3 separate regions of the Homo sapiens genome follow, and regions 1 and 2 are each linked to region 3. Evidence: chromatin contacts called from ENCODE Hi-C or POLR2A ChIA-PET data. All regions are on one chromosome and are shown on one strand. Each heading gives the region's core, a stretch centred on a gene start or an enhancer-like site at or near the end of the contact. The rest is flanking DNA. Distances are from core to core; before and after follow the strand shown. Region 1 overlaps KAT6B (lysine acetyltransferase 6B). Region 2 overlaps KAT6B (lysine acetyltransferase 6B). Region 3 has its middle 87 kb from the start of KAT6B.

Region 1 (3,058 bases), core at 18-2,517, 160 kb before region 3:
TATTAAATTACAACTGTTTGAACAAGGTCAAGCACTCAGAGTTTAATTCAAAGTGTTTCCAGGTATAATGCTGTCAGGTCAACTTAAACAAGCCAACAGAGGCTTGGAGGCTGATTAAATATTAAAACAGAATCTTTCACATCTGTTTTTACCCAAGGATGAAATTACTGTACATCACTTCAATCAGCTCATTAATACACTACACACACATCTTGCCTCAAAGGTTACAGGAATATCAATGCTTCAGAGGCCTGCAGTGAAACCTGCCCACACAGCCAGAAGTGAGGTCACTACATACTTTACAGAACGTCAATATTTCTTTATAAAATGTGAGAGATAATCAGTTAGACATAGACACATTTTAAATTAAAGCATGAAAACCTCCGTGAAGTTAAGCCAGTTGCTTTTGATCTGAACCTTTTCATCATTCATTCAGTTGGCTTTGACAGGTAACTGGATAGCATACGTTGAGCAAAAATTTTGATTCAACGGTAATTATTTTATAAAATGGAGGGTTGTCACATCCAAGTAGAGGGTCATGGTGATCACATTTTTTAACTTATAAAAGCACAAATATAAAATATAAAAGATATTTTAAGTGTAAAAGATATTTAAGATTTTATACTTAAAATATCTTTTATATATATAAACATTTCAAAGGACACACACTTAGGACACTCAAGAATATATACTTTCATGGAGTATTAGGTGAATGAGCAGTTGAGAATTTTCTGCTTTTAAAACTCCTATAACAAGGAATGACACCTGGACAAACAGTCAAGAATCACTTAGAATAGGTCTCTGTTTAACCCCCACTCCCCCAACATTTGCACTCAATGAATAATTCTTACGCTGTTTTGTAGCACTATGTGGTAGGCAGTGATAGCTATTGGCTGGGACTGCTATGCACATTTCCCACCCATGCCTCTTCTTCTGGTATATCACCCCCTTTCATCTGGGAACCTCGCTAGTCCTTGACAGTTGTCAAACACAGTGCCCTCACCCCCTAGCCAGTTGAGTGAGCACACTCTTCAAACCACAGTCCTCATGACCTGGGTGACAGTCTAAAGCATGGGCACATGCCTCCAACAGGCTGCTCCTACACGTGCGCTGGAAAAGAAAAGTCTTTGGGGTTGCCCACCTGGCAGAAGGTATGGGCAGCCATTTTCCCACCCCCAACAAGACAGCCAACAAGCAAAACGCAAAACCTACTCGCAGACAGAGTGAGCAGAGCTCAAGATGTACAAAAACAGCACTGACCACATCCTCTGAGCAACTGGAGCCAACTGGGCCCAATCCACCTCTACTTTCTGTTTTGAACATTAGGTGTCTCTAGCTAAGTCTGATATGAATTAATTAATAATATATTTCAATAAGATATTTTAAATTAGTTCAATATAGACAAGGATGACAAATTTTAAATATTTAACATTTGACTAAAAATAATTGTGTTAGTATCAATGTTACTTGTGAGATGTTTCATTGTGATACTGCCCTAAGGTCACTTAATTAATGTTAACATTATCTGTGTTTAGGTATGTTAGTAATAAAAAAAATCAGAAAAGTTATTCTGACCCAAAGTACAGATAAAATCACACTTTGCTCTAAGAATCCTACTGACCTCTCTTTTTTCTGAAGTTCTACAGAACTTACTTATACACTATAGAACACTTACCTAGAGATTTTAATCTTGCACTGCTTTCTTACTGTTTCATGTGTAATTGATTTAAAGTTTTATTAATTGTTTTGCTATGTTAAAAACAATAAAGTTTGCTTAAATATAAGGTATTTCAAATTAGTTCAATATAGACTAGGATGACAAATTTTAACTATTTAACATTTGACCAAAAATAATGATGTTGGTATCAATGTTATTTGTGAGATCTGTTTCATGGTAATACTGCCCTAAGGTCACTTACTTACTCAGGAGTAGAGGACAAACTTACACCCAAAAAAGGGTGACTATTGAGTAACAAAACCTTCAAAACCCAACTTAAACACTGCAGGCTAAGGAAAAATTATTCAAGAACCATTTGTGAGATGCTGGAGTTTTAAAAATTCATTTAGAGGTCGGGCGCGGTGGCTCATGCCTGTAATCCCAGCACTTTGACAGGCTAAGGTGGGTGGATCACCAGAGGTCAGGAGTTCGAGACCAGCCTGGCCAACGTGGTGAAACCCCATCTCTACTAAAAATATACAAAATTAGCCAGGCATGGTGGCAGGCGCCTGTAATCCCAGCTACTGGGGAGGGTGAGGCAGGAGAATCCCTTGAACCCAAGAGGCAGAAGTTGCATGAGCCGAGATCGCGCCATTGCATTCTAGCCTGACTGACAAGAAAGAAACTCCGTCTCAAATAATAATAATAATAATAATAATAATAATAATAATAATAATTCATTTAGAATTTTAGAAATAGTTGTTTCCATGAGTACATGAAAAACATTTTATTTCTTTGAATTCATTGATACTATTTTTTTTTTTTGAGATGGAGTACTGCTCTGTCACCCAGGCTGGAGTGCAGTGGCGCAATCTCAGCTCACTGCAACCTCCGCCTCTTGGGTTCAAGCAACTTTCTTGCCTCAGCCTCCCAAGTAGCTGAGATTACAGGTGCCTGCCACCATGCTCGGCTATTTTTTTTTTTTTTTGTATTTTTAGTACAGACGGGGGTTTCACCATGTTGGCCAGGCTGGTTTTGAACTCCTGACCTCAAGTGATCCACCCACCTCAGCCTCCCAGAGTGCTAGGATTACAGGAATGAGCCACCGTGCCCAGCCGGTTGATTCTAAATAAAGGAATGATTTGGGAGATGAAACTCAAAGTTTCATTTCCCCTCCCCCAGGATATGATTACATTTGAAACTGAAGGTGACTGTAAGCACAGAACTGTCTTAGCCTTCTTTCTTCTGCTATAGCACAGTAATAGTATTTCAGTAGGAAAACCATGGGACACAGAGCCAGGACACCCAAGTGGAAGTTCTTTCTCTGTCACTGACTGGCCTTGTGAAAATAAAACAGACAGTTCAAAACTTCTTTTGAACCTGTTCTCTTAACTGCATGAG
Region 2 (2,854 bases), core at 315-2,814, 240 kb before region 3:
ATTACAGAAGCTTACAGTTTCCTATTCCTCCACGAAGTAGTATTTATCACAACTGTAATTAAATAATCAATTGTGAAATCTGCAGCTTAGCATTTGTCTCCTCTTATTTCCCTTATTTCCATGTAGTAAGCCACACGAGGTTAAGAACTCTGCCTGCCAGATTCACTGTGGTATCCCTGGTGTCTGGTACAGTGCCTGACACAGAACAAGAATATTTCTTGAATAAAAAAAGCCAGTTTTACCATGTTGGAATGAAAAAACTTTAGAATTAGCAGTATCTTTCAGATAATGGCCTACTGTTCATGTTTACATATGAATGTCAGAAGTAGGCCAAAAAAAGATAATATTTAAGGACTTCGAATCTTTTTTTAAAAGAGGTGGCATCCTGCTGTGTTGTCCAGGCTGGAGTAAAGTGGCCATTCAAGGGCACAATCCCACTACTGATCAACGTAGGAGTTTTGACCTGCTCCATTTCCAACCTGGGCTGGTTCAAGGACTTCCAACCTTAATAACTGGGGGAAATCTGACATTTATCTTAGCCAAAGGAAAGCTGATACAAGGCATCCTGATAGATCGGGGCAGAATGAGGGTTGGAAATACCCAATAGCTCTGAAGGTAGAAACTGTCAGGAGTATTTAGCCCAACTGGCTGCTACTAAAAATAAAGCGTTAAGAGCCTACAGAAAACCCCTTCCCCACAAAACAGGAAGTGGGGTTGGGTAGGGAGTCTACCTGACCACACTGGTCATAGAAACCGAATGTAGTCACTGACACAACAAATTCACAATTCATATTAGATTCGTCTTTGAGAAGTCTGACAGCCTCACCTGTCAATATCTGGGTGGTAATAACTTAAGCAGAATTAAAGTGGAATCACTTAAAGAAATTACTGGACAATAAAAATAAAACTGACTACAACTGATTGTGAAACAAAATATTGTTTTCATCAATGCAGAAGAGCTAAAAATATGAGACATTTTTCATATGGCTGGCCATCTGTGTTGGAAGAAACATCGGTGAATTTAACAGTGATGTTCTTCTTTTTGTTAATGATTTTAAATTGTTATTTTCTAAATTTAGGCAAAACTCATCAGAAATCTATTCCTTCACACCTAGAAATGTTTTCCAAAATCTGCCTCAACTAATGCTACTCTGTTTTATTTTGTGAGACCAGCTGAGTCCATACCTACTTTTAAGAGTGGCGACAATTCTACTAAGTCATTGCTTTTGAATGTACAGTCAGTAGAAATGGGCATGATAACGGCTAAAGAATCACAAAGGATGTTGAAAGGGATTCTCTATAAAATCAACACAGTAATTCCATATTAATAGTTAGAAGCCACATCTTATACTTGCTACTACAATGTGGGATCCTCGCCTTACCTCCCAAGAAAGTTCCTGGGCCTGCTTAAAAACATCCAAATCCTCTTCAGTAACGACATCCTTGTTTCCAATCACATTTACATCTGCACTTTCTTGTTTGATGTTTATTTTTATTTCAGTATCTGTCATTTAAAACCAGCAGAAAGTGTATTCACTGACTTGAATCATGAGTAACCACCATATATTACCAAAATGGCACCAAATTAGCATACTGGGCAAATAGGGATTTTTTTTAAAGCTTTATAAATAAGCTTTTACATCTAAGCACTGCTCATAGATCCAGCAGTATCCTTTCCCTGCTATACTCAAATTTTTATTTGAATTTATCACTGTCATCTTTTTACAGCTTTAATAAATATATGAGGGAAAGTAAGAGCAATACAAAGTGAAATCATATTTTTCAACCAAGATTAGAAGTTTTATCGATGTCTAGTTATAGCATTCCCATTATCACTTTTGAGATAATAAATTCTACCACTTTGTCCAAATGACACAGTTTCGGTTTTTGTTTGATAAAGGGTAGCAAATGTAATGGGCCAATTTGTTCAATGAAATTATGAAATCCGTTTTCTCCCTAAGGTGGATACACACACAGACACACTCACATCCAAAAGCACACATCACAGAGTCACAGATCAGGCTTTGCTGAGACGGAAGCAGGATGAACTTTGTCATGAGAAAGCAATGGAGCAGAGGGAAGAGCTGAAACACCCCCTGTTGGAAGCACTGACAGCACACAACTGAACAGCGCTGTGGCTGCAGAGGTGACATGGGGGAGAGCATGGCAGAAGCATGGCAGTGGCTACTCATGCGGGACTACAAAGCCATAAGCAATGCTATGAAGGCATCTGGGGGTCCTAGTGTCACTACGAATGGAAATAAATAATAAAAGGTGGGAGAGTATTAGTTGGAAAAACAACATTTTGGAGGTTTAGTCAGCATTAGAAAAAGGTCAAAGTTTCACTGCTTCTGTATGAAAGTGAAGTGAGAACAAGAGAAATAGCTAAGACCTATGTGACAAATAGGAATTGATTGGTTGATTTTTTTCAGGGTTGGGGAGAAAGGGACGGGACGCAGGTTTGGTTGGAGCTTTGACCTTTTGCTTACCATCATCCTGATCAGGTTTAATCCTTCCGTCTGTCAAGCTCCCCTTCCCTGGTGAGGGGGTCCCCATCTGAGGGGTCACTTTATATTTTAATCTGCCTAGCATCCTGTGCTTTTTAAGGAAAGTTGTTCGCTTGAAGTGAGCAATTGCTTTAAAAATACTTCCTCTAGCCATCCCCCAGCTAGAGGAGGAGGAGTGAGAAATAAACCGACTTCTAATATCTCTTTTGCCAAAGAAGTGGGCTTTAGATTTTGCCGTGGAAGATAATTCAGTTTTACGACGCATACGTTTGGGTGGTGCATAACTCGGGTGTCCCTTTTTGCGAGACTGTCCCTGAGTGGTATAGATATGAGAAAGCCCATCAAAG
Region 3 (3,068 bases), core at 324-2,823:
TTTCATTCTTACTCCTTAACAATCACATTAAATTATAATGTTCAAACTAGAAGACTCGAACTGAGAAAAGGCCCCAGTTGTCCTACATCTCAAACCTTTGAAAGAATTTATGGAAATGGGATAGAATGGAGGTTTACACAACAAGACACCAGATGACAAGACATGACTTTCTTGTTTTGGTCCTGTCCCCTCAAAGGGGACCAGCGGCCTTGTATGTTCACTTCTTGAAAGGACTGACTTTTTTCCCAGGGAGGAAAAGTGTGCCCTCATCTTCCAGCTGTTTGATACTCCTGGCGAGTGCAGGACTGGACTGATGCTGCGAGGCAGGGGATAACGGATTGGCTTTGTACAAGGTAGGTAGAAAACTCCAGTGACAGCAAGCTGAGGGCAAAACACAGCACCATTACTGTTCCCGTCTCACAGAACCTGCAGATAGCCGACACAAATAAGAGCTCCATATCTCCCACTTGTCTTCAGCCTTTGTGTCTTTCTGAATTTCTATAACTATAGCTGAATCTGTCAGGCCAGTTCCATGTCCACGGCAGAGTGCAACATCAGGGCCAACATGTGAGCCCCAAAGTCCTGATTCTGTGATCTAATATAATACCTCCCATCATGTTTTTATTTATATCCCTAAATGTGTCTTCCAATTTTTTTTTTTTCAAGACCAGTTCTCACTCTGTCGCCCAGGCTGGAGTGCAGTGGTGCAATCTTGGCTCACTGCGACCTCTGCCTCTGGGGTTCAACCAATCCTCCTGCCTCAGCCCCCAGAGTAGCTGAGGTTACAGGTGTACACCACCACGCCTGGCTAATTTTTGTATTTTTTGCAGAGACGGGGTTTAGCCATGTTGGCCAGGCTGGTCTTGAACCTCTGGGCTCAAGTGATCTGTCTCCCTCAGCCTTCCAAAGTGCTGGAATTACAGATGTGAGCCACCGTGCCCAGCCCCAACTTTAAAATTTAAGAATCATTCCTCTTACTTATCTGAGAACCTTTTAAGTACATGGGGTCTCTACTTGCAAGCAGCTCATATATTAGTTTTCTATTGCTGTGTAACAGATTGCCACAAACTTAGTAGCTTAAAACAGCACCCATTTATTATCTCACAGTTCTACACGCACAAACGATTTTTATAAATAGAGACAGGTTGCCCAGGCTGGTTTCAAACTCCTGACCTCAAGTTACTCCCCCGCTTTGTCCTCCCAAAATGTGGGGGTTACAGACGTGAGCCACCGCGCCTGGCCTCTCACAGTTCTGTAGTCAGAAGTCTGGTGGGTGGGCTTGGCAAGGTACTGTCCTTAGGGTCTCTAAATGCTGAAATCAAGGTGGCAGCAGGGCTTTGTTACTTCCTGGAGGCTCTGGGAAGGAAACTGCTAACAAGCTTATTCAGGCTGTTGGTCAAATTCAGCTCCTTGTGGTGCTAGGGCTGAGGTCCCGTTTCCTTTCTGTTGGCCTTGAGCCTCTTGAGGTTTCCTGTGCGCCTGGTCACGTTGCCCCTTCACCTTCAAAGCCAGCAAAGGCTCACTAACTCCTTCTCAAGCGTTGAATCTCTCTGACTTCTGCCTTATCTCTCCTGCCTCCTGCAGGAGAAAGTTCTCTGCTTTTAAAGGCTCACATGATTAGACTGGGCTCACTGGATCACCCAGAATAATCTCTGTATTTTAAGAACTGTCACCTTAATTACATCTGCAATGGCCCTTTTGCATGTTACATAATGTACTTACAGGTTGCAGGGATTGGGACATGGATCTTTGTGGGACCATTATGCCTGTCAGAGCTTTTATCTCTTTGTTTTCCATATAGAATATTTTAGGATAATTTTTTTCCCTTTATGTTTTTATTTTATTTTTGAGACAGGATTTCCCTCTGTCACCCATCTGGAGTGCAGTGGTGCAATCACGGCTCACTGCAACCTCTTCCTTATCACGGCTCACTGCAACCTCTTCCTTCCAAGCTCAAGAGACCCTCCCACCTCAGCCTCCCAAGGAGCTAGGACTAATACAGGCACATGCCACCACGCCTGGCTAATTTTTGTATTTTTTGTAGAGATGGGGTCTCCCTATGTTGCCCAGGCTAGTCTTGAATTCCTGGGCTCAAGCAATCCTCCAGCCAAAGTGTTGGGATTACTGGCATGAGCCAACTTGCCTGGCCAATTTTTTCCATTTAAGAGGAAATAGAAGACAGCTCCATCCTTTTGGAAAAAATGAACTGCCAGACACCATCAGGCCCCAAATTCACACAGCCATCATGCATTCAGCCTCTAACCATAAGTCCTTGATTCTGGCCTCAAACTCAGTAAAATTCATTTGTGCATTTAAGACTTGAGGCAGCCAAATTTTGACACACCATTAGGTGGCACTTGATTAGAAAGCTTGCTTCTGTCTGAACTTTCTCAAGGCAGCAATCCGACAAGAGGGCAAGGAAACTCTGAGGTCAAGGGCAGAGTAGGGCTGAGGTTCTTAGTGATTATGGGGAAGTCCTCACAGGCAAAAACTGTCCAAGACTTGAAAGTAATTTGTACATTCAAGTTGACTTTAGAGAACTTAAATATTACTTAGCAACTGTAAATAGACTATTTAAAAGCTTTTACACATGATATTTTAAGAAAGCATGGCATCAGCTGGGCATGGTGGCTCACACCTGTAATCCCAGAACTTTGGGAGGCTGAGGCGGATCGATTGCCCGAGGTCAGGAGATCGAGACCAGCTTGGCCAACATGGTGAACCCCGTCTCTACTAAACATACAAAAAATTAGCTGGGCATGGTGGCAGGTGCGTGTAATCCCAGCTACTAGGGAGGCTGAGGCAGGACAATTGCTTGAACCCGGAAGGCAGAGGTTGCAGTTAGCTGAGATCTCTAGCCTGGGCAACAAGAGCGAAACTCCGTCTCAAAAAAAAAAAAAAAAAAAAAAGCATGGCATCAAAAAAATCACTGTGTGTGTGTGTGTGTGTGTGTGTGTGTGTGTGTGTGTGTGTGTGTATTTTTTTTTTTTTTTTTTTGAGACAGAGTCTTGATCTGTTGCCCAGTCTGGAGGGTACTGGTGCAATCACAGCTCACTGCAGCCTCAACC

The links. Hi-C counts contacts between places; a loop is a spot of excess contacts on that map. ChIA-PET counts read pairs that join two places held with the same protein, here RNA polymerase II (POLR2A). Pooled maps may share reads with other maps.
Region 1: a loop to region 3 is called in a pooled map, with 12 times the contacts of the local background. The contact joins two enhancer-like sites. A Hi-C loop is called at or near these places in 4 of 37 single-sample maps with no recorded cell type and 7 of 50 pooled maps. POLR2A ChIA-PET finds 5 or more read pairs at or near these places in 6 of 52 experiments (GM12878, H1, HEK293 and 3 more).
Region 2: a loop to region 3 is called in a map with no recorded cell type, with 6 times the contacts of the local background. The contact joins two enhancer-like sites. A Hi-C loop is called at or near these places in 4 of 37 single-sample maps with no recorded cell type and 4 of 50 pooled maps. POLR2A ChIA-PET finds 5 or more read pairs at or near these places in 2 of 52 experiments (OCI-LY7 and activated CD4-positive, alpha-beta T cell).

Annotation. Positions count from the first base shown.
Region 1 is chr10:74,898,585-74,901,642 of GRCh38, reverse strand. All of the region lies in intron 3 of KAT6B (lysine acetyltransferase 6B), which reads right to left. Among named protein-coding and RNA genes, the nearest start is that of KAT6B, 74 kb to the right of the region's middle. Within about 2 kb of position 1,267, at least 4 of the 41 ENCODE cell types and tissues checked have a DNase peak (open chromatin) inside an H3K27ac peak, as active enhancers do; they include GM12878, where a contact is called at or near this core.
Region 2 is chr10:74,975,966-74,978,819 of GRCh38, reverse strand. It overlaps KAT6B (lysine acetyltransferase 6B), which reads right to left. Exons shown (of 18, transcript NM_012330.4): 8 at 2,490-2,854; 9 at 1,383-1,504. Among named protein-coding and RNA genes, the nearest start is that of SNORD172, 44 kb to the left of the region's middle. Within about 2 kb of position 1,564, at least 4 of the 41 ENCODE cell types and tissues checked have a DNase peak (open chromatin) inside an H3K27ac peak, as active enhancers do.
Region 3 is chr10:74,737,581-74,740,648 of GRCh38, reverse strand. No RefSeq gene overlaps it. Among named protein-coding and RNA genes, the nearest start is that of KAT6B, 87 kb to the left of the region's middle. RefSeq lists an enhancer at 1,239-1,328. Within about 2 kb of position 1,573, at least 6 of the 41 ENCODE cell types and tissues checked have a DNase peak (open chromatin) inside an H3K27ac peak, as active enhancers do; they include GM12878, where a contact is called at or near this core.